Regions from separate parts of the Homo sapiens genome. Here all the other regions are linked to region 2. Evidence: read pairs that join two places in POLR2A ChIA-PET (ENCODE). Cell type or tissue: GM12878. All regions are shown on one strand. Links, peaks and the distances in the headings refer to the core of each region. The heading gives the core; the rest is flanking DNA. Region 1 overlaps ZCCHC7 (zinc finger CCHC-type containing 7). Region 2 overlaps ZCCHC7 (zinc finger CCHC-type containing 7). Region 3 overlaps ZCCHC7 (zinc finger CCHC-type containing 7).

Region 1 (10,854 bases), core at 3,019-8,018, 69 kb after region 2:
CTAAAGCTATTGCTATTTGGTTTGCAATGTTGCAGTGGTTTATAAAACTGGAGATTATAAATGCCTTGATGAATTCTGATATATTTTTGGTGCCATGACTTGGATACTTTGCAATAATATGCTGACAAAGGTTTTACTCTCTGAGCACCAACACTTCCTGTCCTGGTCCTTAGGCTGGAGAGTTAATATTTGCGCATATACTGTTAGGATAGGTTCCAGGAAGAGGAGTACTTTGGCTTTCCACTGTATATCCCCAGTGCTGAGCCGCTCTTTCATGGGGCTGCTGCCATCATTGCCATTGCCAATCTGGGCTCAGTCCTGGCCACTGCCTTGAGTGCCCTGTGTTGTCCACGTCTGTCCCAGGTATTCACATTTGGGCCCAGGCAGCCAGTCCAGCTGCTTAGTGCATATGCTGACACTTGACATATTTCCTCTGTTCTGTGCTCCATTGTCCCACTGGTCTTCATCTACAAAGTACAAGTTCAAAGTCATTAACAAGTTCAAGATGGCGACAAAGGACCGTTCAACTAAATAGAGGCCCCTTTTGAGAGCAAGCCCATGTGTGACTGCACAAGTTACATACCTGGTAAGCTTACTCTGCCCATTTATATTGCCGAAGTACTAAGACTACTAAACTGCCTTTAAATTGCTCTGTTCAGGACTTCCCTAAGATGAACTATTTGACCTTAATGGGACCTATATAGTTGTTAGGGGCAGAGACATGGTAGTTTTCATGCAGGTATTCAGTGAGTTTGTTTTAAAACATGCTACCTTCTTAGTAAGACTTGATACTCCTCTAGGAGCCTTATGGAAGCTGAACTCCCTGGCAGCCAGGACTGTAGCTATTGAATCTGACTGGGGTTCTAAGAGGAAGGCTTTTGAAATGGAGTTCAGACAAACTGCTCTATCAAAATACTCTTGTTGATTTAGTTTGCTGTGTTTTATTCTATATCTTTCTTTTAATTACCACTTGGATTTTTATTATTTCTGATCTTTTTTTGTTTGTTCGTTTGTTTTTTGGTTGAAGGAAAGGGATCATAGATTATTATTTAGCTCTCACCACTGGCTGCTTGATATGGATGGCCTACTGTTTATCAATGCCGATAACCAGAGTTTTGGTGGTTGTTGATACCATATATGTCCCCCTTAATCTTGTAATCTTGTACCTATGTGAGAGACATTTTTAAAGAAGAAAATCAAGAAAAATGTCTCATAGCCTCATTTGTCATTTTTTTCTTCTTTAAGACGTCAACAGATTTTTTTTAGAGGAAGTTTCTCTAACTAAATGTCTTTTGTCCTCTGTAAAATGGACAAGAGTTGAAACAAGCAATGTATATGAAAGGTAAAGACGTCAAAGTCAACACACAGACCCCAGATTGCACTCAGCCACTTCTTTGCTTCCCACAGCATTTCTATGCTGTAAAATGCTGTCTTCAATGAACTAGAATTGGAGTTACTGTTTGATCCTCCTCTTATCCTCTTAACCTTGGCCAAAGATATTTACATTATCACTTCCTAACTGATGTGCCACATCTATTGCAAAAATAAGTTGTGGTGAGCAAGATACTGATTCCTTGTGTTCTCAGGGTGGCCTGGCAGGAGCTTCTGGGTCAGTTGTCTGAAGGTGCCCTGCTCCATTTGCCCTAATGTGCTCTATAAACACCTTTCCTTGAACACTGTGACATGAAAAAGGCTTGGAAGTACTACTTTAAACTTCAAATGAAAAACTCACAAGGAAGTGAAATTCCGTAATTAAGCAATTACCTTTTAACCATTTATGTAATCAGTATTGCTTTTGTTCTTTTTCAGTTTTTTTCTCCTAATTTTAGTCAAGGTAAACATCTAAGCAGCAAGTAATATACTGATGAAAATAAATTTTGAGATTTGTAATCTAGTAATTTGTCTTCTGAGTCTTGTGTTAATAGGAACCAGAGGTCTTAGTAAATGAGAACTATGATTCTGGGTGCTTAAATTGTTTTATCCGCACACTCATTGCGTGAAAGATTTCAGCCTATAAGGAAGAAATTATGTCAGTCTAGAGTCTCCTCATTGTAGAAAAGTTCCCATTTTTATACTTTTGATGATAACAAAGCAGCTCCATTGGATTGTGGTTGACAATAGCAATCTGTATGTTTTTGCTAGCAACATACAGATCATAAGTAGAACATATTTCAGAGTTACACATGATCCAAGAGAAAGTGTGCCGAATTTTGAACTTGGTTGGTAGAAAAAGGTGATTTTTTTTTTTTTGGTAAAGAGATTTTTTTAGATAAACTCTAAGAAAGTAGTTATTTACAGAAAGTACACTGAAGTATAAAAAGATAGTAAACATAGTCATAATGACTATAGTTGCTAGCTATATATTCAGTTTATCTGAGGGGGCAGGAACTTTAGCATCATCTTGTTTTATGAACTCTAATTTACTTATCAATAATTTTTCTTACTAGTTACTTGTTGCAATAACTTATACTATTATACTTCATGTGTGGTTTTGATTTCTTAATGGCAGTATCTTCTTTATTAGTTGACTATGGGAAATATACAAGTATAGTGTCCCCTTGTTTGCAAAGAAAGGGATTCGCGTCTTCACAGTTTACTCACAGCTGCAGTGGTGAGCTGCCCTCTCCTGGTCATCTATGCCTTCCAGAACTCCCGGTGGATACCAGGGAAAATCATACATTTTGCCAAATAAATGGATGTTTTAATCATCTTTGATCTTAACATTATTTTGTGACACTGTAGTATAAAGCTCTGCTGTAGCTCCTTACTTTTCATGTCTTAAAAGACATTGTTGACAGAAAAGATGGGTCATCTTTTTTCTCCCACGTTCTTGTAGGCATTCTATCCACCTGAGATTTTTGCCCCATTACTTCAGTCTTAATGGACAAATTTTGTGCCACCCTTGTTTACTAAATTCTTGAGATTTACTTAGAAGATGTTTCTTAGTTTGTCTATCCACTTTGGGAAAAAGAGATTTTCAGAACTGTCTTAAATAAGTGGATTACCCAAGATGTTCTTTTCATAGAAGATTTTTTGTTACATATTTTCTTAAAAATGAGCATCAGATTTTCTCTACTGTTAATAATTCATGTTGTACATGAGTTTACTGGTGATTCTTCTTAAAACCAGTGCTTATGTTTTTATTTTTTTAATTCTCTATTCTTCAATTCCTATTTCTTATAAGCCCATCCTTATTTTAGACTCTAGACTTGGGGACCTATGGGATTCGCATCAGTTATGGTGCTTAACAAAACTTTAATACCAGAATTTTAGAATCTTACTTTCTTGTTGAAAGTAGCAGTTTATCCCAGCCTTTTCCTATTATATACCTTATATTTTGTATATACTCTTACATTTTCTATATACCCTTATATTTTGTATTTTTAAAATGGAAGGAATGAAAAAAAAACCTGTGGTTTTTATCGTATTTCCCATTTATATTTGTACCTTGCTACTAGTTGCTATTTCTATTAAGATTCCTAGAAAACTTTTTATGACATGTTGTTTCTAAAGTTCATATATATTGTAGTAACTCAGTATAACTCATTATTTACTAAGGAAGCATACTAATATTGCATATCCTCTTTAAAATCCTACAGTTAAGAACAAAAGACTAGAAGACATCAGGCCTTTTCATTTATTAGTCATTTTACCTTTTAGACAATTTTATGTAATTATTTTTCACGTGGCAAATTTCATTGTACACTACACACATACGTTTGCAGAAGGGGTGCAAAGTTTTGGATACATGGAAATTTCTTCTTGAGTTAGCTAGAATTTCTTTTCCTTTTTCAAGTTAAGACAGAAAACCCAGCCAATCAATTCAGTTTTGATAGATTTTAAAACCCTAATCAATACTTTAAAATTACTTATGAAGCAAATTATTAAGAGTAACTTCTAAACGTAGAAAACATGAAAATCACATCCAAATTGTAGAAAGAAGTTATTTACAACAAGGTCAGGGCGTGTGCCACTTCTTCCTCCAGCCAAGACCTTTCCTGAACTTGGTGATCATGGATAAACGAGTGCCCAAGAGTCTTTAATTTGATATATGCATTACATTTCTAAGATCTTAAACTAATACTATCTCTTTGCTTGTCTTTGGTGTTGAGATTGTTTAAACCTTTCAAGACCTGATTTTGAATCCTTGCTGTCATTTACTAGTTGTGTGACAGACTTGCCCACTTCTCCTTTATAATGTGGAGGTAATATTCCTACAATGGATGCTTGTGAAAATTAAACATTAATAAGAATATTAAAATGCATTTTGTAAGCCAATAAATGGCATACAAATGTAAATAGTACTTATAAAATAAAATGCGTTTAATTTTTTAAAAATATATGACATTCCCAAAACGGAAAAAGGTATTACAGTGTCTGTTAAACCAGACTTAATGGAATACTTGATTTTTCTTCTCATAATCAACCAATTACATTAATGTATCAAACCTGTGTACTGATGAAGATATTTTAAATAGTCTTTTTTTTTGTGGAGGGCAGAGAATTGTGTAACTTTTATGTATCCCACTGCCTTTTTTATTGTGTATTGTGAACACACCACAGCAGAATTTAAATAGTTAAATATTTGTTGCCTCATTAAATTGTGGCTTCCTAACTTAACTTCAGATTGCAGAGGACTAGAAAAGTAGGCATTTAATATATTATTTTATTTTACGAGTTTTCTTGATACATAATTGGTTTTGGATATATTTCCTCCTAAGTACAGAGCTAGCACCATAAATTACAAGCAGTAACCAGATCTTTTTATATGCCTCACTTTATATTGCTTAGGCAACCTTCTGTATGCTGTTTTCTCTAGTCCTCTCCATAGCAGTTAAACCTGAACTCTCATCAGAGAAGTAAAAATTTCCTGTAAAATGAGTTGTTAAAAGCTATATGTTTGAAGTGTAAGAGCAGGCCCTTCTAATGTTTAGGAGTTAGCTTGTGAAAAAACAAGCTTTTATCTATGTGTTCTTGCATTTCAGTCTGTATTTCTGAATTTATGTATGTGTGTGGCAGTGTAGGGTAGATGATAAATTTTGTAGCCTAGGAAACCTGTATCCCATCAGGAGAGAAAACAGATGTTCTTCCTCCTGGTTAAGAACTACATCTATCCATTTAGCAATTATGAATCTCTTCCCTAGGTAATACTCTTTGAGAAAGGAATCTTTCAGCAGACAGGATCAAGAAGCACATGATTCATTTTTTACATTATGGGAATGAATCCTTTTACATTTGCCTTCTCCTTTTTCATGCTTTCAGTTTAAATAAAAGTAAGTAGACGTTCCAGTTTAAATCACGTTCCAGTTTAAATACCTTACAGGATGAAAGGTATTCTTTACTTCCTAGGATCCTAGGATTCCTAGTAAAGGGATTCTTTCTTACTTCCTAGGATCAGCGAATTGGAGACACTGTCAGAGATCACGAAAGAAAGTTCGTCATTCCTCCCATCCCCAATCCAGTTCAACCAACTTGTTTCTAGCCATGTTTTTATTTAATAGTTTCTGATTTTAGCTTGTTTTGATTGAAATTATATTATCCAAGTCTTGTTTATGTTTCTCTGAAAGTGGCCAAATACTGTTTGTTCTACTTAAGTAGTATTTGCATCTTTTTCTGTCCTCATGCTACCACTGTAGTTGAAACCCTTATCTCTTACCAAAACATAATCTGTCATCTCGTTGCTTCTCTAAATTTCTTCCATATTGCTGTTGGACTGATCTTCCTAAAATAGAGGTCTCATCATGGCTTTCTGTTTTCCAGCGACCATTTTCCTTTTTCAAAGGTATCCTATTGCCTTTAAAATTGAGGATAGTGTGTTTAGCCTAGAATTGACACCCCTCAGTGTTGGCCCTAGTCTGTTTTTTTCAGGCTGTATGCCATAGCACTCCTTCACATGAGCCAAACTGGATGGTTCAGGCTTTGATACTTCACTACCTCTTTTCTCATCCTCAAATCAGTCTCTGTCTTTGTGATACCCATCTTCTCTTCCTTCATCCCCTCCCCAAATCCCTGCATGTTGAATTCCTACTTCTTCCTCAAGATCTTAGCATAATGCCACTTCTACTTCTTCTTTAAGGTCAGACATAGAAAGAAAAGAGTAGGAACTGTATTTACTGTATCAATATGGTAAAAACAACACTTTAATTCCTTTTTTAAACTAAAATGATTTAACCTACTTCATTTATATAGTTCATCCAAAAAAACAGAATGACCTTCCCAAATGCAAATGCTTAATATGTAAAGTTTAGTTACCATATTAAAGAAGATTCTGCACACCATGCCACTTAGGTATCAAGAAATGATGGTATGGCCAAAATGGGCAAAGGAAGAATGAACTATTACAGACAAAACTATGAAACTCAGAGGAGCTCATAGTACAACTGTAAATTTATTTGTTTTTTTAAATTTAGGGATGTGTAAAGAGCTATAAAGTTCTTGACAGGATTTGATAAATCATCAGGGAAAGTAGTTAATGCTTTAGGGTAAAACATTTTAAAATACAGCTTTAAAAATATATAAAAATAGAGCTTTACACTCCTGTTATTAATTTTTAATTGTCTCTTTATGATGCTAAGCATGTTGGCACTAGACTCAGTTTTAAAAATGTCTACCAGCTTGGCATGGTGGCTCATGCTTGTAATCCCAGTACTTTGGGAGGCTGAGGTGGGAGGATCACCTGAGCCCAGGAGTTTGAGACCAGCCTAGGCAATATAGCAAGACTCCATCTCTACAAAAAACAGAAAAATTAACCAGGTATAGTGGTACACACCTGTAATCTTAGCTACTTGGGGGGCTAAGGTTGGAGGATAGCTTGAGCCGGGATGATCAAGGCTGTAGTGAGCAATGATTGCATCACTGCACTCCAGCCTGGGCAATGGAGCAAGACTCTGTCTCAAAAAACAAAGTCTAACAGTGATGTATATGTTATACCAGTGTTATTTGGAAGATAACTTGAGACTTTTCCCATGCATACTGAATTTTTGGGAAATAAATTTAAGTTTTTCTGTATAAATGGTCAAAAAAATGTTATATTGAGAGAGAGAGAGGTATACTATCCGGAATACAGTCTGTGGGATATGCCTGTACAATTAATTTATCCATTCAGGCCCAGTTTCAAAGGCTTTGGAAGATGGGTTGCAAAGTTTATTAATCCTCATCATTTCTTGGCTAAGATAATTAGTATAATATAAAAAGTCTTTGATTCTCTATTCTGATGACCTGTTTTGATCCTTAGAGACAGAACTAAGGATTAAGGTGAGATGAATCTTCTTAGTTTACTAGCCAAAACAGTATACTCAGCCCTAGAACAGAATTCTCTGTCGCTTGTATTTAGCATTCCCTCTTGCTGAAAGTGTTCTTCTCTTTTTATATTTATGATTTCTATTAATGAAATTGCATCTCTGTCTCCCATTTGGTGGTGGGGGGGAGACAGGGGAGAAGAACAGGGCCTTGCTCTGTCTCTTAGCCTGGAATGAAGTGGCATGATCACAGCTCACTTCAGCCTCGACCTCGACCTCCCAAGCTCAAGTGATCCTCCCACCTCAGCCTCCTGGGTAGCTGGGACTACCATGCACGGCTAATTTTTTCTTTTTTTTTTTTTTTTTTTTTGAGACAGAGTCTCGCTCTGTCACCCAGGCTGGAGTGCCGTGGCATGATCTCGGCTCACTGCAAGCTCCGCCTCCCAGCTTCACGCCAGTCTCCTGCCTCAGCCTCCCGAGTAGCTGGGACTACAGGTGCCTGCCACCACGCCTGGCTAATTTTTTGTATTTTTAGTAGAGATGGGGTTTCACCGTGTTAGCCAGGATGGTCTCGATCTCCTGACCTTGTGATCCACCCGCCTCGGCCTCCCAGAGTGCTGAGATTACAGGCGTGAGCCACCGCGCCCGGCCTAATTTTTTCATTTTTTATAGAGACAGGGTCGCACCATGTTGCCCAGCCTGGTCTTGAACTCCTGGGCTCGAGGGATCCTCTCACCTTGACCTGAGATTACAGGTGTGAGCCATTGGGCCCAGCCTGCATTTTCTTGAAGTTGAAGATTTCCTCTGTGATCACATCAACCCAAGATTCTCTTTCTCTAAGCCCTATTAGCATTTCTTATAATGCCATTCAAGTACCATCACTAACTTGATTGGAAGTTCCTCAGAGCAGGGACTGTGTTTCAGATTTTTTGTTCCCCACAGTGCTTAACACAGAGCCTAATACAAAACAAATTCTGTGTGAATTTTTTGTGAAAGCTCTTGGTATCTCTAATGTGCTCTCAAAACCAACTACTATTATAAGATAATTAGATTTTACTCACTACCAGATTTCTCTACCTGGCCAATAAGGTTTGCAGAAGTTCCAGACCTATCAGGTGTTTATTTGCAAAGAAACAAAGTAGTAAACTTCAAAAGTCATGAATGTACTCTTGAGCCCTGTCCTCACAGAAAAAAAAAAAAATAAGCAAAATTTCTATTTTTTTTTTTGAGACAGAGTCTCGCTCTGTTGCCCAGGCTGGAGTGCAGTGGCGCGATCTGGGCTCACTTCAAGCTCCACATCCCAAGTTCACACCATTCTCCTGCCTCAGCCTCCCAAGTAGCTGGGACTACAGGCGCCCGCCACCATGCCCAGCTAATTTTTTGTATTTTTAGTAGAGACGGGGTTTCACCGTGTTAGCCAGGATGGTCTCGATCTCCTGAACTTGTGATCCGCCCACCTCGGCCTCCCAAAGTGCTGGGATTACAGGCGTGAGCCACCGCGCCCGGCCGCAAAATTTCTACTCTTTCCGAGGGGCTAATGCTGTTCTCAGCTGTGAAACTTTATTGTTGTCAATTCTGGCATTTAATTCTGAATAGGGTGCCATCACCTTCACTACTCTATTCATGTGGTCTTTCAACAAATGTATTGAATACTACTGTATGCTATGTTAGGGATAAGAAGTGACCCAGACTGCTATAAGGGAAAGATAAAACAGTAGTATGAGAGTGTATAATATTCTAACGTAGTATGGAGGCCAAGGAAGGCTTTTATGGTGACGTTTAAGCTGAAATCCAAAAGAATTAACTAGTCGAAATGGTGAGGCAAAGAGTGTTTTGATCCAAGGAAATAACATGTGCACCCTATCTACTAGAAGGGATGAATTATTTGCTTGCTGTCCTGAAGGTAGGCCATTGTGGCTTGAAAGAGTGTGAGAGAGAGCATGTAGGGCAAGATGAGGCTGGAAGAGTAAGTAAAGATCAGAAATTTCAGGCATTGTAGGCCATGTTAAGGTTTTGAACGTTATTTTTAGAGCAGTTGCTAATGAAGTATATGAAGCAGGGGTTATAGGAGCAGATTTCCATTGTTAAAAGATAGCTATGCTTCAGAAAAGAGAATGGTGAGAGGGCCTGTAGTACCTGCAGAAATACCAGTTAAGAGGCTACTGGGAGGCTGAGGCAGGAGGATCACTTGAGCCCAGGAGTTTAGCCTGGGCAACGTAGTGAGATCTCATCTCTACTAAAAATTTTAAAAATTAACTGAGTGTTGCAGTGCGTGCCTATAGTCCCAGCTACCAGGGAGGCTGAGGCAGGAGGATCGCTTGAACTGGGGAGATCGAGACTGCAGTAAGCCATGATTGTACCACTGCATTCCAACCTGAGCAACAGAGTGAGACTCTGTCTCAAAAAAAAAAAAAAAAAAAAAAAAAAAACAAAAGAAGTTCTAGGCATGATATGATAATGTTGTTATCTTAGGTTAGTGAGGTGACAGTGAAGAAAGATTATAACTGAATTATAATTTTTTAAAGTAAAATCAACAGAACTTGGTATGGAACTATTTATGGGAGATGAGGAAGAGAAAAACAACTCCTAGATTTCTGATTGTGCCCTGCGTATGCTAAGGAAATACTCAGAAGGGACCAGTTTTAGGAAGTGCATTTGAGGCACCTAGGCCAGTTGAATTTGAGTGGTCAGGTCAAGAGTTTTATATCTGTGAATCACAAGCATAGATAGGCAGGCTAACTTAGGGTTTCAGTTATCTGAGGAAAATAGAGGGCTTTGTTGTTTTATTTGGTAGCCATTAGCTATGTGTGTATCTGGTCTGAATTGAGATGTGTTATAGTCTAAAGACTGAAAAAAGGCTGTAAAGCATGTTATTAATAATATTTTACATTGATTACATGTTAAAATATTTTAGCTATATTGTGCTACATAAAATATATTATTAAAATTAATTTTACTTGTTTAACGTGACTACTAGAAAATTTAAAATTACCAATCTCACATTAGTGGCTTGCATTACATTTCTGTTGGGCAGTGCTGGTATAGAAAAGCAAGCTTAGGATTGGGCCTTGAGATATCCCAATACTGAATGTCTACATATTATCAGAGTCAAGTTCTTGGCATTTTCGTGTGAAAAGACTCAGATACACTACATACACATAAAGTCTTAGCATTGAAAAGACCTCCTAGGAGGCTGGGCGCGGTGGCTCATGCCTGTAATCACAGCACTTTGGGAGGCTGAGGCAGGTGGATCACCTGAAGTCCGGGGTTCAAAACCAGCCTGGCCAACATGGTGAAACCCTGTCTCTACTAAAAATACAAAATTAGCTGGGCACATTTCTGTAATCCCAACTACTTGGGAGGCTGAGGCAGGAGAATCGCTTGAACCTGGGAGGTGGAGGTTGCAGTGAGCCAAGATCGCGTCACTGCACTCCAGCCTGGGCAACAAGAGCGAAACTTTGTCTCAAAAAAAAAAAAAAGAAAAGAAAAAGACCTCCTAGGGAATTTTAATGTTTCAAAATAAGAATTTTTCTTTTCCCACAATCTCCTCTTTAAAGAGGCCATCATTGAAAGTAGTTTCCAGCAATAATAAAAAAAAAAAATAGTAGTAGAAGAG
Region 2 (10,854 bases), core at 3,790-8,789:
TTTGTTTTATGCTTCATGTTGTTTAAGAATACATGCATTAGGCTGGGCACGGTGGCTCACGCCTGTAAATCCCAGCACTTTGGGAGGCTGAGGCGGGTGGATCACCTGAAGTCAGGAGTTCGAGACCAGCCTGACCAACATGGAAAAACCCTGTCTCTACTAAAAAAAAATACCAAATTAGCTGGGCGTGGTGGTGCTTGCCTGTAATCCCAGCTACTTGGGTGGCTGAGGTGGGAGAATTGCTTGAACCCGGGAGGCGGAGGTTGCGGTGAGCCGAGATCGCGCCATTGCACTCCAGCCTGGGCATCAAGAGCAAAACTCCGTCTCAAAAAAAAAAAAAAAGAATACATGCATTAGAACCCACACAAGGAAACTGTCCCGTTTCAGGGTACACCTTTTATGGGTGCAACTAAATGTGCAAATTTAGTAAAACATTTTGGGCACTTGAAGCTATTGCAACTTTTGCTGCCTCAGAGAAGCAGGATAATTAAATTTTTGCCTATGGAAAAAGTAATTTTACCTTAGTTTTATGTCTTTTCTAATTTGTCATAAGATTCTAGGCCAAAGATCTAATAACCATTTTCTAGGAAGTTTCTTTTTGTTTGTTGTACTTATTTGAAGTGCATTAGGTTTCTCTTCTTTTTAATCACCAGTATATTGTTTTGAAAGTATATTGAACATTTTTTGTCATATTTTTTCTCCTTTCTCTTTTATATTTCTTACCTTTTTGTACTTTTTGTTTTTTACACTGTATTTCTTTATTTTAGATTCTTCACCCCTACTCTCCATGTCCCCTACTCCCACCCCACTAAAATGGTGGATAGGATTTATGTAGGGGTGCTGCTCTGAGAGTTTGAACTCTGATTGAGAGACTAATCCCCACCCCCGAAGGCTGTCTGCATCAGCTGTCCCCCTGGCTAATTAGAATTCCAAAGGGCATTAATAACCATTTAAATTAATCCGATTATACCTGCAGTTGCTAAAGGTAAGGTTCAGGCTGTTTAACCCTCTGTTAATGAACGCAAACATGAATCAAAACTGGGTAGGAATTTTACAGTTTATTTTCATTTCTGCCCAAAGGAAGAAAACCATTTCACCTGCTCTTTGTAGCAGTCTAGTTTACAACAATGCAAGGAAGCCTTGCCATTAATTCAGCCTTCATTAAAAGACCAAAGCTAAATTGCTCCATCTTGTGAAAATGCATTTGCATTGTTTGTGAAAGTCCTTTGGGGGCAGAGCTGTAGAAAACCGCCTAACAGCAAATAATCCTTTAGTTAAATGCAAAAGTGTTATAAAGAGCTAAAAATTCTCTTTCTAGCAACTAATGTTGCAATGATAATTTGACAGTAGTGGTCTCCCAAGGGGCATTAAACAGGTGGAAAAAGAGCTACCATTTCAGAACTTTAGTTAAAAAGGAGTGGAAATTGAATGACCAGTATTAAGAGTCAGAAGAAAGTCTATAGGGTTATGTAGTCCAGTTTCTCTCATATAGGAATTTTTTCTCCAACATAGTGGACATGGTTACCTAGTTTCTTTGTAAACATCTCAGTAACAGCAAGTGTTAATAAGGCAGCCCATCTCATAATCAGATAACTTGTTATTGTCAGAGAATCCTGATCTGAAATTAGTAACTATTATTTTTCTTTCATTTTACCCTTTGAGCCATATTGAATTATTTCAGTATAGCTCATTGCCCTCATTCCTATTCCCTGACCTCTCCATATTTTCTTCTTTAGATCAGGTGTGTATTACAGGAGATTTTTGAAATGTAGAAATATATGGAAGAATAAAATGTTCAGTAAACATGATTGTAAGACAGCACTTTTCATACATGGTTGAAGTTGAAAAATTTTAAAGCAAGAAAAGGACCAGAAGAAATATCTTTCCATGTAATTGGCTATTTCTTGAAGAGTTATTCTTTTTGCTGTTAATGTGTGTGTCACCTATGGAAAAGTCTAGATTCAATAACTAAGTCAGAAAAATTGGTTTGAGAAAAAGACATCTACTGGAATCTGTACGGCAGTCCTTCAACAAAGATATCTATTAGTCGATAGATGTCATCCCCAACACCTGTCTACAATGACTCATGTCTTTTCCTGATTACCACTTATAGATTTTTCCCTTTTTAAAAAAACTTTACACAAAATGTAAACTTCATACATTGGGATTATTCTTTAGTCTGGATCTTTTCTTTGAATGAAATAAGCTTTGGGATGCTTATTTAGATGTTCAATGGAACAGTGTGGAGAACAGTAATTGTGTTTGGGCTAAAGAATTAATCCATTTAGTCATGGGAAGCACTACTTAGCTTTCCATAGCAGCTGAATTGTGGTGCAACTTTGGGGCTATTTTAGGATTTTAACCTCAAATAGAAATGAAAGTTTATTTGTATTGATGAACATATGCTTTTGAATAATGAGCCATTGACTTGATTTCAATGAAAGTGAAATTGTTTTTCAATTCAGTTATTTTATGTTTGAACATGAATTGAAAGCTACATCTTTGTATTGCTGAAATTTAAAAAAAATCAATAACTTTAACATTTTAACAGAAAGTGTTTTAATAAGCAATTATTAGGGTGGCTTCAGAAGGGTATTGTAGCTTTAAAAATTTCTGACGGTTATTAGTACACTTTTGTACTGTGTAAATCAGACATTGGAATAAAATTACTTTTATTAACTAAAATTCTCCTACAATAGGAAATTTTACTGCATTTTGACATCTAGCAGGCCAAAGAAAGATGTTCAGAAAGTCTTATTTCTGTCTCAGACCAATAATTATCCCATATTTTGTATAAAACATTCTTTAAAATTGTTAGTTTAGATGATCACACAAAAGTAACTTTTCCAAGGGATGTAAGTTGCCTGCCACTGTACTACAGTCTGGCAGGTTCTACAGCCTGGAGAAAAATCTAGTAGCCTTTTAAAAAAAAAAAATTGTGTTAATAATAGCCTGTTTATGTTGTTGGATTTTCTGCTGTTTCATGTACAATTTTATATGAGCTACCAATTAATGCAGTTTATATGCAGTTTCTATCCTCAGCAAGGAATGAGGTGGTAATCCTGCCCTGCTCTTACTACAAAAGCTGGGCACATATCTACCAAGGAAAAATTTGTCCGCCTTCAGGAATTTCTTTCTCCCTCTTTCCTAATCAGTGCAAATCCATCAGTCACCTGAAGTCTCATCTCCTCCATGAAGCTTGTCCTGTGTGACCCTTGTAACCTGATATCCTCATCTTTAAAATTATTATTTGAATGCCTCATCCCTTTCCCTCTTACAGCGTTTTCATTATGATTTTCAGGTTCACACTCAAACTCAGACATTGCTGATGTTCTTTGAACTCCTCTCTGGCACTTAACTTGCCTATCCCACACAATTAAGCACTCTGACCAATTTTGTAGTTAGGGTGAAGTTTTCATACAAATGTGGATATATTGAAGACAAACTCTAAAAAATTGGGTACTTGCTATGCTAGGATAGTGGCCTTTAATATATTAAAGAATATTTCTCTTTTTGAGTTAGCATTTTTAATAGAAAATTAGATAATGGTTAAAACTCAAATTGGAGTACTTGATTCCTGGTGATTTAAGAGATGATACAGAGGTCCTATAAGAGACTTTAGAGCTTACTTACATATCGTAAGTGGTAGGTCAATGTAGAGTTAAGTAGCAACGGCCTTGCAACTCAAGAGCAAGACTGTTAGATAATATAGGTAGAGAATCAAGCAGGATGAAGCAGTGTATTTAGTATAGGGAATGGAATTATTTGGAGTAATGGTACTGGGAAAACATGTCTGAACAGATAATAGAGAGTGTGTGGGGTTAAGACAGACTCTAGTGGCACTGGGAGGATTGGGATAGAGCTTGGTGTTGCACAGATATTGTGCCTTAAGCTTAAGTGATGTATTGATGATTTTCATGGAGCATTTATTCTTTTTAAAGGGAAGATTTATTTGGGTGTTGTCCTGGTTAACTTCAGGAAGGCTTCTGTGTGAAATTATGCTGGAATTCGTTTTAAGGATGTAAATCCTATAAATCCACAGCTTGGGTGACAAATTGAATCTCTAACAAATAGAAGGAATTTAAGAGAAAAATCCTGTTGTCAAAGAATAGCTGATATTACAAACAGTTATTATATATACAAATTCTCTATCCAAAGGATGTCTTTGTATGTTGTTGAGATCATTGTCACTGCTTACTCTCAGGTGGGTATAGCAGAACAAGAACTCAGATTTCTTGGATTCTCTTTTTTCTTTTTTTTTTTTTTTTTGAGATGGGGTCTCACTCTATTGCCCAGGCTAGAGTGCAGTGGTGTGATCTCGGCTCACTGCAACCTCCACCACCCGGGTTCAAGCTATTCTCATGCCTCAGCCTCCCTAGTAGCTAGGATTACAGGCGTGCACCACCACACCTGGCTAATTTTTGTATTTTCAGTGAAGACGGGGTTTTACCATGTTAGCAAGGCTGGTCTTGAACTCCTGACCTCAGGAGATCCGCCCACCTCAGCCTCCCAAAGTGCTGGGATTACAGACGTAAGCCACCGCGTCCAGCCAGATTCTCATATTTTTTGTAACAGCAGATCCCTTATAAGTGCATCCCTTTGCACACCTAAATGCCTAAATCATATTGTTGATAAGTTTAATTCAGCAAATAACTGTTATTTAGCCACTAGGGACGTTGCAGAAGAAACTACAAAATAAAGTTTTTTTTGTTTATTTTCTTCTCATCTCCTTTAGATATATGAAAAATGCTGCTCATTAGCAATGTTTGTGATGTGGTCATGCAAACCAATGTGTTTTGCGTCTAATGTAGCAGTTTAATGAGTGGGAAGATGACTATCCTGGGGTGAATATGAAATGTGGCATGGAAAAGGAAACAATTGCTTGTGAATCCTGGAGAATCTGGTAAAGGGGGAACTTAAATATGTCGAGGAAGGGAAAGGCATTGTAAACCAGAAGAATAGATAGGGAGAACAGTTTGAGCAAATTGTTTTGGGAGGCATATTTAATGTAGTGAAGACTTAATGTAGTAGTGATTTAATGCGAATTAGCTGGAAGAGACACTACCTACAAAGCTCATAATTTAGTCCAAATTCTGAGGAGTAACTTATACTAGGTTGGTAATGGTACTACTGCAAGTAAATAAAATATTGCCAAAATAATTTTGAAATTAGAGTCACCACGATTTAATGACTTGATAAAAATGTTAATGGAGAGAAGAGAGATTGTAAGTTTGTGTGATTTTTTAAAATAATTCAACTACTGATAGCAATAGGGAAGTTGAAAGGAAGGGCCCAGTCCACTTTAGTTTTAGATGTGTAGAGTTTGAATTTTCTGCATTTGATTTTGGTGAAGGAATTATGAGGGTACTTCAAAAAATAAGACTAGAATGTTTGTGTCAGGCCCAGATATATAAATATATATAAATATTTGGGCATGGAAAGAAAATCCCAGGAATCAAATAATGTGCCAGTTTTATGATTTTGACACACTCAAACCTCTGCCTTTTGTTTCTCTGGGTCACTCTGTCCAGTACAACAATAGGCTTGCTATGTATTTTGGATGAACAATGAAAGAGAGTGAACTGTTCTTTAAAAAGCTGTTTATTATAGTGAAACTTTATCTGTAGATGCAGCCACTTTGCCAGATCTCTGATGGAACTAACAATAATTTTGTCTAGTTAATTTTAATAGTACGTCCTTTGTCACAGGTTGTTCAAATGAACAAATATAACATGATTTTTATGGCAGGTAAAGAAGAATATTTTAAATGGAAGGAGACCTGATGCAAAGAAAAAGGCATTATTTTTAGTGGTGCAGCGATTTTGGGACTTATTATAGTAGAACCTATTCTTTATAGAGATTATTTTGTTTGATTTTTCTATTTTGTTTTTCTTTGCTATCTAGCTTTGTTACATAGTGACCATTTTTAGCACTATAAAACTTAATGTAGTAATCAGATTTAGCAGATTATTATTTAAAGCTGAGCATTTAAAATTAACTTTTTGCCCTGTGTTCATTTTTGAATTTCCTGTTTTTATATAAATATTTGATTAAAAAGCTTTCTGTTTAATAAAATTGTGTTATGATTATTTTAATGTCGTTTGAGGACATTTAAAAAACCCTCCCAAAATATCTAGGATATTGTTTTAATCTGTAGCCTTCTCAGTAGAAATTAAAAAAATTGGGGGATACACTTTTTTGTGTGAAGGATAAAGCTCTTGTATTAATGACAACATTAGGTACTGGGTAGTATTTTAGTCATTATTAAAATTATTATTAAAAATTCTGTTATATATTGTAACGTATTAAACATTTGAGTATGTGTTGAGTTCATCATTTGAATACATAGTGCTGTTTTAAGTTATTTGTGTGTTATGAAGAAAAGGTCACTATGTTTTATTTTTATAAGGTGGAAAAAACAATCCAGAATGATAATCAAAGCCAAGGTAGAGGAACTTGTTAAACACTTTAAAATTAGACTTCCCCCCACCCCCAGCCTCTAGTGTGATACTTTGAAGGCAGCTGCTACAGATAAACTCTGGAGCCCCAGATGGTGGTTGCCTAATCCTCATGAGAATTCATGTCCTGGAAGCAGCTCTTATCTCTCCAGACCTGACATTGTCTGTGAGCTTTTGCTAAGGAGGGAATAATATAAACATGCTATGCATGAGTTTCACTTCTTGAATATGTCAAAGACACAGGAAGTTATAACAAAGTATAAAAAGAACCGAGTTCACATTTATTGAAAATGTTGTTATTTAAAGCACTTGATGCTAGCTTGTGATGATGAGTGATGGGGTGCAGTCTGGAAGGAAAGGCACAGTGAACTGTTTTTTATTTTGGAAACGAAAATGCCAGTCTCAGTGTTATGATTTCAGAGATGTAGATTTGTCATTAAGTGTGCAGTACCCAGAATAATTCAGTTATTTGATCTAATGTAAGAATGTAAAACAATCCATCCTGTAAATGAATGTCCTGGCTTTTATTTCCTATGCAGGAGTCCTCTCTGTTTCGAAAGTCAAAACAGCAATTGCACTATTCTGGATTTGATGTTTTGTTAAAAAAAAAAAGTTTCCGAAATCTGATCTGTGAGATCTGGGCCAGTGACAACTATAAGTGGTTGTCTCTTTGGCATAGCAGCCAAATATTCTGAAGTGAAATTGTGGATACTTTATCTACTTCAGGTAGTGTCTCATTTAATATATGAGCAGGGATGTTGGCACTGTCATCATGAATAATTGTTGAATCACCCATCACTTGATGTTATGACTGTCTATAAGGAAAAAGGGGAATTTCCCATCTTATAAAATGACAAAATTTGTAATTAAATGGGAAACTGTAGTGTTCCTCATAACAAAGCCTAAGCCTGTCTTTCAAATCTGATACCTCTTTCTCTAAATAACCTGTTTTCCAACCACTCTGGCCCTCTTACTTGTCCTAGAATCTGTGGTGCCCTGTTATGTTTTCATATCTTTTTTCATTTTATTTCATCATTCTGCAGAGCCCTTCCTCAAAAAAGCTTCTATTCATCCTGTGAGATGAATAGACCCAGCTAAAATATCACTTGTTCTATGGAGTCTTTCTCAGACTGAATAATTTTATTTTCTCCCAGAATGTTACAACCAGAGTAATCTTTGTAAACTACAGATTTGATCATGCCTCAATAAAAAAGTTTTAATGGTAATTAACATTTCATATCAAACTCAGTGTATCAGCCTAGTGGTCTCTGTCTTCATTTGTCCAGCCGATCACATCTTCTCTTTGTCACAGAACAACTTGCTGTTATCCCTTCCTCTGAGCCTACTTTGTGGTCACTTTTGCCCTGGAGTGCTCACCCGTCTGTCTATTTTAGTCTTCCTCATTTTTAAAGATCTAGAGTCTATGAGGAATTAAGATAATACAAAGTGGAAAGTGTTAGGTGCCAAAAGAGAAAGAATTCAGTTGGCATACTTATGTTGTCTTTGCCTCCTCTGTTCAAGTGGGAGGTCCTAATGATAGAGCTTGCTCCCTCAAACTTGTGTATATTCTGCAGTCTCTAGTACAGTATCTTAGGGAAGAGGTAGAGGAGGAGATAAATTTGAAAGATTAGTAAGAAAGAACTGAGTAAAACCTGGGTTTGGTTAGATAGGATAGGTGGTAGAGTGAAGGAAGAGGCATCAAAGACTCGTGTTCAATACCTTTTTTGCATTGAATTAATTGATGATTGACCCTTGGTGTGTTTGTCATATTTTCCTTGCTCTTTGAAATTCTTTTGCCTAATGTGTGCTAAAGTAGTCTGAAACAGACTGCTTACCACCTGTATCTTTTAGCCTTCTACCCACTGAGCTCCTTTTCTATTGCTTCCTATTTTTGACACATTTGCCACACCCTCCTCCCCACCTGTATTCTCTTTTTGGGGTTCTGTTTCCCATAGTAATTTAAATGGCCAATGAAAACATGCCCCAGATGATACTATTTTTCATCATGCTCTCCTGCCACTTTGTTTTCCTGTTTAAAAGAACAAACAGCAAAAGAAAAAGACACAAGCTGCTAGTTTGTAGCCTAGCTGGCTCTGATTTCTCTAATTCTTGTCTTTGCTGTTCTGTCATTCTTGGTTTCTACTGTTTCTTTTTCTTTTTTCTTTTCTTTCTTCTTTTTTTTTTTTTTTTTTCTTGAGACGGAGCTTCACTCTTGTTGCCCAGGCTGGAGTGCAATGGTGCGATCTCAGCTCGCTGCAACCTCCACCTCCTGGGTTCAAGCGATTCTCCTGCCTCAGCCTCCCGAGTAGCTGGGATTATAGGCATACACCACCACGCCCAGTTAATTTTTTGTAATTTTACTAGACACAGGGTTTCACTATGTTGGCCAGGCTGGTCTCGAACTCCTGACTTCAGGTGATCCACCTGCCTCGGCCTCCCAAAGTGCTGGGATTACAGGCGTGAGCCACCGTGCCCAGCCCTACTGTTTCTTTTTCTGTCTGTCTGTCTGTCTGTCTTTCTCTCTGTCTGTCTGTCTTTCTGTCTGTCTTTCTTTCTGTCTTTCTTTCTTTCTTTCTCCTTTTCTCTCTGTTGTCCAGGCTGGAGTGCAGTGGCGCGATCTCGGCTCACTGCAAGCTCCACCTCCTGGGTTCACGCCATTCTCCTGCCTCAGCCTCCCAGTAGCTGGGACTACAGGCACCCGCCACCACGCCCGGCTAATTTTTTGTATTTTTAGTAGAGACGGGGTTTCACGGTGTTGGCCAGGCTGGTCTCAAACTCCTGACTTCAGGTGATCCACCTGCCTCGGCCTCCCAAAGTGCTGGGATTACAGGCGTGAGCCACTGTGCCAGGACTGTTTCTTTTTCTTACCGCGCTCTGCTCCCATTTTTGCCTTCCCATTTGTGCGCCACCATTATTAAATGCTTTATATTCTCTCTTTTGATTGGGTTACACGTTCTTTTATTCTTCCTATTCTTAATCCTTTGTGTTTTCTCTGTTACTTTGTTTTTCTAATTTCCTCTCTCTTTGTTATCTTTTTCTGTTTTCTTCTCCATGTTCACTTCCTTTTTTTATTATCTTTCAACTCTCCTCCTTTTTTCACTCTTCACTGTGTATCATTAAAAAATAAAAACAAACCCGAAAACAAAACATAAGCTCTTGGCTGTATTCAGGCCTCATTTTGTGCTTAATTTCCATGTTTCCTGTTGCTTTAATTAGAGCTGACACCAAGTTTTCCCCTTCATTTATGACTTTTCATTGTTTTCCTCATATTCCTTACCCATAACAAATCTTAAAAAGCTATAATCCCAGCTGTTCTCCATCACCATCATGTCCAACTCCATGTGCTTTCTTTTTCCATTTTTCTTCCAGTGATTTTATGTATGTGTGTTTATTAAAGTCCTAAAATGGGGAAAGTATGGCTGATGTGCAACTGTTGAGTCCTGCAATACTGGCTTTTCTGCCTCCTAGAAGCCTTGGTGGTGAGGGTAGAAGCGGGAGCCAATTCATAAAAAGAGAGTGAAGAGTCAAATAAGAAATTTGAGGGTGTTTATAGCTGTCTGTAAATTATGCTTTGTGGAAAATAGAGTTGGAAGTGTAATTGAGGAACAGGAGTAGACCAGAAATATGAACCATTGAAAGGCTCTCTGCTTAAAGATGCTTATCTTTTCTTCCCTTCCCCTGTGACTCATACCTACTGTTCATTAGAAATGCATGTGTTTTAACTGGTCTTTTTTAAAATGAAAATGTTCTGTAATGTTAAGTCTTCATCACACTTTGTGTGACTTAATCAGATTGTGAATAGGAATTTTAATTTTGAGTGTGAGGGAAGGACAGTGGAGGGAGAGCACTAATGGGTAGAAACTCTCCTGTGTAACAGGGGCTATGGGAGACAAGGGTATCATTGCATGCTCTTGTAACTTTTGTTTTGAATTCATTGAATTTTTTAAATGAAGAAGATATTAGTGAGAGTCTAGTTTAATTTATTTATTTTATAGGTTAAAAAACGATCCAGAGAGATTTACTTGTTCAGGTCTTACAGCTTGTTAGTGATTGAAAAGGGCCAGTTCAATCCATTGTCTTTTTAATGCCATATTATTTTTGTATTACAGTGGCTTCCTAGCCATTCCTTGACTTGAAGTGAGAAGAAAAGGATCAAAGAGAAAAAGAGACAAAAAGTAATATGTATATGTGCCCTTCCACCTTCTCATTCTTTTCTTCCTTTATTGTCAGCATATTATAATATTCTGGTTTTCCATATCTGAAGAACAGATCCTGCTTGTACGGCTAAGGAGCTGTTTTATTGCAAGTATTAGAAAACAAAAATATTAGAGCTTTATTGAGGAGGAAAGTAATAATATATTTTAAAGGTTTTCTATGCTATTTTATTTGTGTTCAT
Region 3 (10,854 bases), core at 2,211-7,210, 120 kb after region 2:
TTTGGTTGAAATTCCAGAGTTTTATGAGGTGAAGGATAAAAAGATGGCTCAAGGCCTACTAAAGTCAACCTGCATCATTAGTCCCTTTCAGAAGACAAGAACCTGGATTATGGAAAGAATCCTGTTTCTGAATCTGCTATAGTTTCTCTCCTCACTTGCCAACAATTTTTAAATATACAGAGAATTTTTAAATGTCTGTATACCTTTAGCTTGCACACAGAAACCTATTCTGTGAGCTATCTCTGACATTTCCAAGATAACAACAGCCATACATAATTGTGTGTTTACTGTGCTGGAGGAGTGCTTCATTCACCACTATGCCCTTAGCATATAGTAGGTGTTCAGTAGATTTAATCCTCATAAGCAGGATATGAAGTGTAGGTACTATTTATTACTCCTATTTTACAAACTGAAAACTGAGACATTACAAGGTTAATAAGTCTAAGGTCTAAAAGCTAAAATGATGCTATACTTTATGACTATGTGGAGAAAGCTTACATATTGGCAATCAAGGAATCATCAGTTTATCTCCTACTCGGAGGATCTCTCAACTTTCTTTCTTAAATATGCAGATATTATAGCTCTAATAAGCAACTTTAATATAACACTCATGACATTGGGGCAACATAGTGAGACTCCCACTCTTTACCAAAAAAAAAATTTAAAAATTAGCCAGGCAGGGTGGCACGCACCTGTAGTCCCAGCTACTCGGGAGGCTGAGATGGGAGGATTGCTTGAGCCCAGGAGATCAAGGCTGCAGTGAGCTGTGATCACATCACTGCACTCCAGCCTGGGTGACAGTGTAAGACTCTCTCTTTTTAAAAAAAAAAAAAAAAAAAAATCAATATATTATAAAACACATAAAGAAAAATATTTTCCAAACAAAAATAAATTTTACCTTAGGTTGTCAGCACTTTAAAAAACCCCTGGGGATCAAGAAAGCAGTATAGAATGTTGATTTTCAGATACAGAGCCAATTCTGTGATACCATAGAGCTTTACTGCTCACAAGAGACCATTGCAGCTTCAGCAATCTTTATTAATTGTTCAGATTGCCATCCTTTTTTATTAAAGCATAATGACTGAGTTAGTCAGTGTCAGATATAATCAAAACCCAAACCTCCTAAATTTCCTACCTTTATTCAGCAATTTTTTTCTCAAATTCCCTGCTCAGTGTGTTATCCCAGTCCATGCTAAATAACTGTTAAAGTCTGATTTTTTAATACAGTGGGAGAAAATAATTCATAGAACATATTTCACTTGATTCCTTTATTTATTTATTTTTATTTTTATCTTTGAAACAGAGTCTCACTCTGCCGCCCAGGGTGCAGAGGTGTGATCTCGGCTCACTGCAACCTCTGCCTCCCAGATTCGAGCAATTCTGCCTCAGCCTCCCAAGTAGCTGGGATTACAGGCATGAGCCACAACACCTGGCCAATTTTTGTATTTTTAGTAGAGGTGTGGTTTCACTATGTTGGCCAGGCTGATGTCGAACTCCTGACCTCAGGTGATCTGCCCGCCTTGGCCTCCCAAAGCGCTGGGGTTAACAGGCGTGAGCTACTGCGCCCGGCCTTTTTACTTTTTTGATGCTAGAAAAATGCTCCCATATCAGCCATATACTACAATATTTTTCACAGTGCAAAAGTTTATTTTAAGGAGAACTCAGTTTAAACTGTGTAGTATTTAACATACACGTGAGTGCTCAATGATGTTTCTTCAATAAATATATATGTAAAATTGAAAACTAATGTCTTTTATTTAGATTTTTATTAAACTTGGAGATTTCCAGCAGGAAATACAAAGCATCTAGTACAAATCATTTCATACTTGTCAAATCCAGAATGGAGAGTTACTAGAGCATTATTTTTGTAAAGGTAATTATTTAAGAAACAGGTATTTATTTTATTTTTAGTGTACTCCAAGGAGCACTGAGTAGTATTCATATGATTTCCTCCCCTTATCCTTTCCACAGTCTTACTCAGATATGACTGGCCAGAAATAAGAATGGCTGAAACATATTATTGTGCTGAATAACTAAGCCAAGATTTGAATTTAAAGACTTGCTTAATTCACATATTTTGTGTAATGGCGGTTCTACCTTTATTCAAAAACATCTCCAGTGTTCTACCACCCAAATAAACTTTCTACATTTGTTCATTTAGCAAAAATTTGCTGGTTGCCTCTTATATGCCAGACAGTATTCCAAGTACTAGGGGAAAAAAAGATGAATAAAACATGATCCCTGCCCTTGAGGAACTCAGAGTATAATAGGAAAGGTGGGTGTGTTAAGAACAGTGTAAAGTGTAATGTGAAAGTACATCAGGGTGGTGATAAATAAAAGAGTCTTAGAAGACTCTAAACTTAGTGACTTGCAGATGATGCATACCTAGAAAATGTAGAAAGTGTGACGTAGACCTAAGAAGGGAGCCAAGTAACTGTGTCTTTTTATTTTGACATGATTATAGATTCACATGCAGTTTTAAGAAATAATATAGAGGGCTGGGCGCAGTGGCTCATGCCAGTAACCACAACCCAGCCCTTTGGGAGGCCAAATCTGGAGGACTGCCTGAGGCCAGGAGTTAGAGACCAGCCTATGCAATATAGTGAGACCCTATATCTACAAAAAACATTTTTTTAAGAAATGATAAAATTAAGATTCAGATAGCAAATAATCATGAACAAGCTAATTTCCCTGCTCAACTTATTTGAAGAGAAACCACTGATATATTCAAATCTACTTAATGAAAATGAGAATGCATAAATAAGAATAAATAATTAAAATTAAAATGCCGCCTCCCCAACAAAGTAACTTAGATGTGTAAAATCACGATGTGAGGAAGGAATGAAGGGGAAAAGAAAAACTCATCTCTGAAAAAACTAAAACACTAGAATTATATTATCGTGATAGATTGGTATGTACTTTCAGATAAATATGTAGTTCTGCTGACAGTGTGCATTACACCTACCTTTGGAAATAGGAAAATCAGACTTTGGTTAGATATATGTACTTTGTTCCACCCACTTTTCTCAACATTTTAATGTTATTTATAGGTAATATTGGAGCAAGAGGGCAGGCTGCAATTGATTGATTGTCTTACAAAATTGTTGTATAGGCTTACCAAATGTTTATTTAACTGAGAGATCAGACTACTTCAAGAAAGTTAAGTTGATTTCTATACTTGAAGGTCTCCTCCTGTCTTCTTGATGTACACAAAACTCACGATAATGTTAGTGAAAATCGCATACATGTTCATTGTTCAGGGAGTAAATCCCAAAATCAGGAATTAATAATTTATTGGAACTGTTACCAAGCCACCTAATAAATGAATATCTGAAATTTTCATGGTTGCAAATGTATGTGACCTTATGTAAATAATTATGTTCTACATTTTAAACTTGAAGGCATATGGTACAGTTTGGTTCAATGTCCCCACTCAAATCTCAAGTCGAATTGTAATTCCCAATGTTGAGGGAGGGACCTGGTAGGAGGTGATTGGATCATGGGGGCAGATTTCCCCCATGCTGTTCTTGCAATAGTAAGTTCTCATGAGATTTGATGGTTTAAAAGTGTATGGCACCCTGCCCCTCATTTGCTCTCTTTCTCTCCTGCCAACGTGAAGGTGCTTGCTTCCCCTTCAACCTCCACCATGATTGTAAGTGTCCTGAGGCCTCCTCAGCCATGCTTCCTGTTAAGCCTGTGGAACTTGAGTCAGTTAAACCTCTTTTCTTCATAAATTACCCCAGTGTCAGGTAATTCTTTATAATAATGTCAAAATGGACTAATACAGTGTATAACTTAGCACATTTAAAGTTTGAAGGAGAAACCAGTTCTTATTTTAAATTGTACTAAATGGTTTCCTTTCTAGTCATTTCTAAGTAACCTGAAAATTCCTCCAATCTTTTCAACTCTCCGTATAGTACATACCTCCTTGTCTAGTATTAGTCACTTTGAGTGGACTTAGCAGCTTACTAGCAAGCTTATCTTGTCTTTATAGAAAATGTAAGAATAAATGTGTAGAAGATAGAGATAATTCCCATTCTGCAGACCCTTACCTTTCATCAAAGGAAGGGAAATATTGTCTACTTCTAGCCTGCCTTTATAAACTTTATAAGCTCTCAACATTAAAGGATAAATAAACTTTAGTTTTTCACTGAGAATCTTATGGCACTGAGGAATGGACTGACTTACTCTTCAGTCCAATCACATTTGGGAAGACACAGGTCTCTGATGTATAAAGCAGAAGGCCACTAAGAATTTTATTAAATTTCAAACTTATTATATGCCACCCCTTTTTAAAACTAAATCCAGGTATAAAAGTCCATCATGTAGACTTGAATTTTACTATTAAATCCACTAATACGAACAAATTCTGGGACATAATTATCTGAGTTATGAATTGAGAGTGAAAATAAGATCCTCATTAACAACTCTAAGGCTAAAAGATTCACCAAATCTTACAGAATAAGGTCAGTGCTGCTGACCTTTATAGATCCCTGGATGTGGTGGGAGTTGCCTATAGTCCTAGTACGTGGGAGGATGAAGCAGGAAGATCACTTGAGCAAAGGAGTTCAAGTCCAACCTGGGCAACATAGCAAGACCCGATCTCTTTTAAAAAAAAAAAAAAAAAAAAGTATACATTCCAGACAGCTTTCTGATTGGGTTTTGAAAATCTCCCTCAAATTACACAGCAGTGAAGCAATGTACACAACTGGGAAAGCTTTTTAACCTCTAAAACTATTCAAAGACTTACTTATAGGGATCTGTTTGCCAGCATACTAATCAATTCTGTGTATGATTTTGTTGTACTAATCAATCCTAGGTATGATCTGGTCGAACCCAATATGCAGTTATTCATCTTGAAAAAACAGCTGTTTTCTTCAGTTGTCTACTAGTTAAAATAATTAGGCATGCCATCTAAAAGGTACACACAGTTCGTCTTGAAAACTTACAAATGCCTGTAGAATGATTATATTTCAGTTAAAAAAAAAAAAAGAAAATGAGCTCTGCATAATCTACATGTATATGCTTGTGTGTGTATATATATACATATATAAACAATGATAAATGGGATAAAGTATACATACCAGGCTCTTAACATTGCTTTTCCTCATCAGACTGGGATTGGGTTAGAAAAGAGGGCTGAGAAACACAATTAGCTTGCCTTTATTTGTATTTTTATTGTATTGTTTCATTTGTTTTAAAAAGAGAGTAAGATAATTATGCAGGATTTCAGTTTAATAGTAAGCGTGATCTTCGTTTGTTGTAAGGCATTCTACTAATTGTTGACTTGATAAAAAAAATCATAAGCAATACTAAACTACTTTGAGAAGTTCAAGACACTCAAGCAAATTATATAATAATAAATATTATGAGCTAATCAGCCTTTTAGTTATAGAACATAAAAATAATTCTCTCTGTAATCATGGATATTACCAGAAAAATATACATCCTAAGAACACTAATCATTACGGTGAGGTAGTTTCAGATATAAAGGAAGACATGGCTCAATTTTTAAATTATTTCATCAGTGTTATCTAAACTTTTACTTTTTTAAGCCCATTATATTTTAGACAGGAACCAGTTCTAATGTAGCAGGAAAAAATTCTAAAGTAAGCTACAGGGTCTCAATATTAAACCTTTCTCTCTCACCCTGTCATCCCTGGTTTAGGGATGCTTATATAGAACTTTTACCTATAGGTAAATGCAAAGGAAAGGTAAAAGTTCTATATAAGCATCCCTAAACCAGGGAAGGTAGTAGTGGGTAGCAAGGGTGATGAACTGGTTCCTGTCTAAAATATAATGGACTTAAAAAAGTAAAAGTTTAGAATAACACTGGATGAAATAATTTAAAAATTGAGCCACGTCTTCCTCAGTCTCAAAAAAAAAAAAAGGGTTCCTTTTTGTTTGTTTGTTTTTTGTTTTTGAGACAGAGTCTCACTCTGTTGCCAGACTGGAGTGCAGTGGCGCTGGAGTGCAGTGGCGCAATCTTGGCTCACTGCAACTTCCACCTCCTGGGTTCAAGTGATTCTCCTGCCTCAGCCTCCCAAGTACCTGGGACTACAGGCACGCACTACAATGCCCAGCTGCTTTTTGTATTTTTAATACAGATGGGGTTTCGCCATGTTGTCCAGGCTGGTCTCGAACTCCTAACCTCAAGTGATCTGCCCACCTCAGCCTCCCAAAGCGCTGGGATTACAGGCATGAGCCAATGTGTCTAGCCAAGAATCTTATTCTTATAAGAATCTGGCACAATGAAAGGGTCTTTTAATGGTATAAATAACAATATCCAGTGATTTAAAACAACTCTTCATAGTACCTGGGACTACAGGCACGCACTACCCTGCCCAGCTGCTTTTTCTATTTTTAGTACAGATGGGGTTTCGCCATGTTGTCCAGGCTGGTCTCGAACTCCTAACCTCGAGTGATCTGCCCGTCTCAGCGTCCCAAAGTGCTGGGATTACAGGCATGAGCCAATGTGTCCAGCCAAGAACCTTATTCTTATAAGAATTTGGCACAATGGAAGGGTCTTTTAATGGTATAGATAACAATGTCCAGTGATTTAAAACAGCTCTTCACAGGTCTCTGTAATTGTAACTCTTTCCCTGTTCTTAACAAACCAAAACTTGATGGTCTCTCAAGTTTTCCATAAATGAGTTGATCAGAGACCTATGCAGTGCTTGGCAAATACCACCTGAGCTGCCAGTACTGGTGGGATTTCACATAAGCCTCTTTTTTTTTTTTTTTAATATACCAATAGAAAAAAAATTGCAGGCATATATAAAGAATTGGTAGATCAAAAAAAATAATAATAATCAGAGATGTCTCCAAATGAAATGAATTGTTTGTAGAAAATAGGAAACTTGGGAAAATCCTAACTCTTTCTTCACAGATAATGTGAATAGAGAAGACAGACGAAAAGCACTGCTGAGCAAAATGATGAAGAAAATTATGGACAAAATAGTTCACACTCAATTTGAGTGAGAAAAAGACCCATAGTGAAATTTCTGAATGTCAAACAAAAATTATACTAATATCCAGAGAGAAAAACACACAAATCAGATTCACATCAGACTTCTCCTGTATAGTACTAAATGCTGAAAAGTAATGGAGAAATCTCTAAAGCCTAGAAGATTCTGAGGAAAAAAGATGATACAATCTGTTGCTCATTTGTGAATTTAAGGGAAAAGTCAGAGAAAAAAATTAGCAACAATGAACAGTGAAAGCAAGAAAGCCTGGAATATGTGTCTGAATACTTCTTGATAATCTGTTTTTTAACTTAATATAAGTATTTCCTGGGTGCAGTGGCACCTGCCTGTAGTTGCAGCTACTCAGGAGGCTGAGGCAGCAGAATTGCTTGAGGTCAGGAGTTCAAGACCAGCCCAGGCAACATGGTGAGAGTTCATCTCAAAAAAAGACAGAAAAATATAAATAGAGCAAATTTTATTTTTTAAATTATAGTAATGTGGTTTATAGGTAATTTCAGTAAAATAAAAGGTTATTTGTTTCAATAATCAGAAGAAAAGTAAGACAAAGGAAACTCACGTAGTATAACATTATGGGAGAAAATGGGAGCAAGAAAGTATAAAAAACAAAAAGCATAAAGAATGAGAAAAATCAGACCAAATACATCAATTATAACAATAAACATTTTCATAGTAGATTAAACACTCTTATAGATTTAACTGCCTCCCCCACTCCCCCCGACCCCCCCCAAAAAAGCCTGTTTATCCAAAGAGACCTTTAACAAAAGTAATTGGCAGACCATGGTTTGGGAAAGATTTTTGTAATATGTATGATGGCACAATTATCTGTAATATATAAAAAGCTCTTACAAATCAATATAAAGAAAGGAAAATAATAATACCCAATGTTAGGGAAGCTGTACTATTAAAGTACATTTGGATGGGCTTTCTGGAATTCAGTGATGTATAGTTGCAAAGATATAGCTATAAGAATGTTTATATCAAAGTTGTTAATAATAATGAATACTAGATGCAACCCAAATATTTGACGATGAGGATGACTTGCCTTACAATATAGTCATATAATGGGATTTATTCAGCCGTTTCGAAAATGATATAAAAGGCCGGGCGCAGTGGATCACCTGAGGTCAAGAGTTCGAGATCAGCCTGGACAACATGGTGAAACCCCATCTGTACTAAAAATACAAAAATTAGCTGGGCATGGTGGTGGGCTCTGTAATCCCAACTACTTGGGAGGCTGAGGCAGGAGAATCGCTTGAAACTGGGAGGCAGAGGTTGCAGTGAGCCGCGATTGCACCATTGCACTCTAGCCTGGACAAGAAGAACGAAACTCCATCTCAAAAAATATATATATTTTATATATATAAATGATATTGAAATATAAATAAGTTGCTAGTACATTAAGTAAAACACACAGATTACAAAACAGTATGTGAAGTATAATTAGACTTCTATATATATGTGTGTGTTTCTATATATGTAGATTTGCATAGAAAAAAGTTTGAGTGGGCCCTGTGTGGTGGCTCACACCTGTAATCCCAGCACTTTGGGAGGCCGAGGCGGGCAGATCACTTAAGGTCAGAAGTTCAAGACCAGCCTGGCCAACATGTTGAAACCCTGTCTCTCCTAAAAATACAAAAATTAGCCAGGCGTGGCAGCGCACACCTATAATCCCTCCTACTTGGGAGGCTGAGGCAGGAGAATCTGAAGTGGGAGAATCACAAGTCAGAGAATCACTTGAACCCAGGAGGTGGAGGTTGCAGTGAGCCAAGATCGCATCACTGCACTCCAGCCTGGGCAACAGAGTGAGACTCTGTCTCAAAAAAAAAAAAAAAAAAGAGTAAAATATTCCAAAATATTTGCTCTTGTTATGTCAGGAATTATAGATGTTTTATCATTTTTTGCTTTTTATTTCTATTGATCTTTATTTGCGAGTTCTATATTAGTCATTCTAATAGATGTATACTGTCTATCTTATTGTAGTTTTAGTTTGCATTTTCTAATGGCTAATAATGTTGAATATCCTTTCATGCACGCACTTATCATCCTTATTTCTTTGGTGAAATATTAACATCCCTTCCTAATTTTTAATGAGTGTTAATTTTCTTCTTATTGGCTGTTGATAGTTCTGTCTGTATTTTGGATATAAGTCTTCAGTTGGGTATGTGATTTCAAAATATTTTTTTCTAGTCCATAGTTTGTCTTCTTATTTTCTTGACGGTTCTCAGGCAGAGCAGAAGTTTTTAAATTTAATGAAGTCCAACTTATAAATTTGAACTCTTTACCCAACCCCAGATCACACAGTTTTTTGTTTTTGTTTTTTGAGACAGGGTCTTACTCTGTCCCCCAGGCTGGAGTGTAGTGGTGCAATCTCGGCTCACTGCAACCTCCACCTCCCAGGCTCAAGTGATCCTACCACCTCAGCCTCCTGAGTTGTTGGGACGACAGGCACGTGGCACCATGCTCGTCTGACTTTTGTTTTTTGTAGAAATGAGGTTTCATTTTGTTGCCCAGGCTGGTCTTGAACTCCTGGACTCAAGCGATCTGCCTACCTTGGCCTCAAGTGCTGGTATTACAGGCATGAGCCACCATGGCCAGCCAGAAGATTTTCTCCTGTGTATTCTTTCAGATGTTTCTACTTTTATATTTAGATCTGTTATCTATTTTGAGTTAAACTTTGTATAATGTGAGGTTTAGATCAAGGTTCATTTTGTTTTCTTTACATATGGTTGACCAATTGTTCTAACACCATTTGTCGAAAAGACTTTCCATTCTCAACTGAATTGATTTTGCATCTTTGTCAAAGGTCAATTGGCCATATTTACATGGATTGATTCCTGTGCTCTATTTTGTTGCACTGATGTATGTATATGTCTTGTTGCCAATGCCATATGGTCTTGATTACTATAGTTTTATAGTAAGTCTTAAAATACATAGTGAGATTTCTTAAACTTTTGCTTTTGTTTTGTTTTTGAGACCAAGTCTCACTCTGTTGCCCAGGCTAGAGTGCAGTGGCACTGTGTTGGCTCACTGCAACCTCCGTCTCCTGGGTTCAAGCAATTCTCCTGTCTCAGCCTCCTGAGTAGCTGGGATTACAGGCGCCTACCACCACACTCAGCTTATTTTTATATTTTTAGTAGAGACAGGGTTTCACCATGTTGGCCAGGCTGGTCTCGAACTCCTAACCTCAGGTGATCCGCCAACCTTGGCCTCCCAAAGTGCTGGAATTAGAGGCATGAGCCACCGCACCTGGCCAACTTCGGTTATTTTTTACAAAATAACTTTTGCTGTTCTAATTCCTTTCCCCCTTCATGTAAATTCTAGAATCACCTTGTCTGTACTTACAATAATTTCTGATAGGATTTTGATTACAGTTGTGTTCCAGTCTATAGACTACTGTAGGGAGAGTTGACTCCACTGTATTGAGTCTTCCAATCCATGAATATGGTATGTCTCTGTTTATCTAGAACTCCTTTAGCCTCCATTATCAGATTTTTGTAGTTTTAACTATACATGTTCTCTACATAGTTAGATTTATGTGTATTTAAGTTGTAAGTATTTTGCCTCTCTTGGAATTATAAAAAAAGGTATTGTCTTACTACAACATCAGACCTAAGGATGATTATTTGTGTATCTGACATAAGCTGGATGCTATCAACATCTTGGGAGAAGAGGAAAAGATAATTTCCCCAAGAGCATTCCATGAGATTTAGAACTGGATGACAGGGCATGATTGTACATAGAAGGAGTTTAATGTAGTTAACTAAGGTGAATTAGGATTGGATTTGGTGGTTTTAAACAATTTGCTCTATTAAGTATTTGTTATTTATGATGGAGTTTATATAATTGGGTTTTTTCTTTTTTCTTTTTT

What was found. ChIA-PET counts read pairs that join two places held together with the same protein. Peaks named below come from ENCODE experiments on the same cell type or tissue, not always from the same donor. Only the 100,000 strongest peaks of a DNase experiment are listed, where the experiment ranks them.
Region 1: POLR2A ChIA-PET joins it to region 2 with 5 read pairs; 6 of 35 experiments call an interaction of 5 or more read pairs at or near these places.
Region 3: POLR2A ChIA-PET joins it to region 2 with 5 read pairs; 6 of 35 experiments call an interaction of 5 or more read pairs at or near these places.

What each region holds. Positions count from the first base shown.
Region 1 is chr9:37,259,980-37,270,833 of GRCh38, forward strand. The region is part of intron 2 of ZCCHC7 (zinc finger CCHC-type containing 7); the gene reads left to right. Among named protein-coding and RNA genes, the nearest start is that of LINC01627, 130 kb to the right of the region's middle. In GM12878, for the core only: no CTCF peak of the experiment used is centred there; no DNase peak of the experiment used is centred there.
Region 2 is chr9:37,190,696-37,201,549 of GRCh38, forward strand. All of the region lies in intron 2 of ZCCHC7 (zinc finger CCHC-type containing 7), which reads left to right. Among named protein-coding and RNA genes, the nearest start is that of ZCCHC7, 76 kb to the left of the region's middle. In GM12878, for the core only: no CTCF peak of the experiment used is centred there; a DNase peak (open chromatin) is centred at 6,646; H3K4me3 peaks cover 477 bases; H3K27ac peaks cover 3,683 bases.
Region 3 is chr9:37,310,140-37,320,993 of GRCh38, forward strand. The region is part of intron 5 of ZCCHC7 (zinc finger CCHC-type containing 7); the gene reads left to right. Among named protein-coding and RNA genes, the nearest start is that of LINC01627, 79 kb to the right of the region's middle. In GM12878, for the core only: no CTCF peak of the experiment used is centred there; no DNase peak of the experiment used is centred there.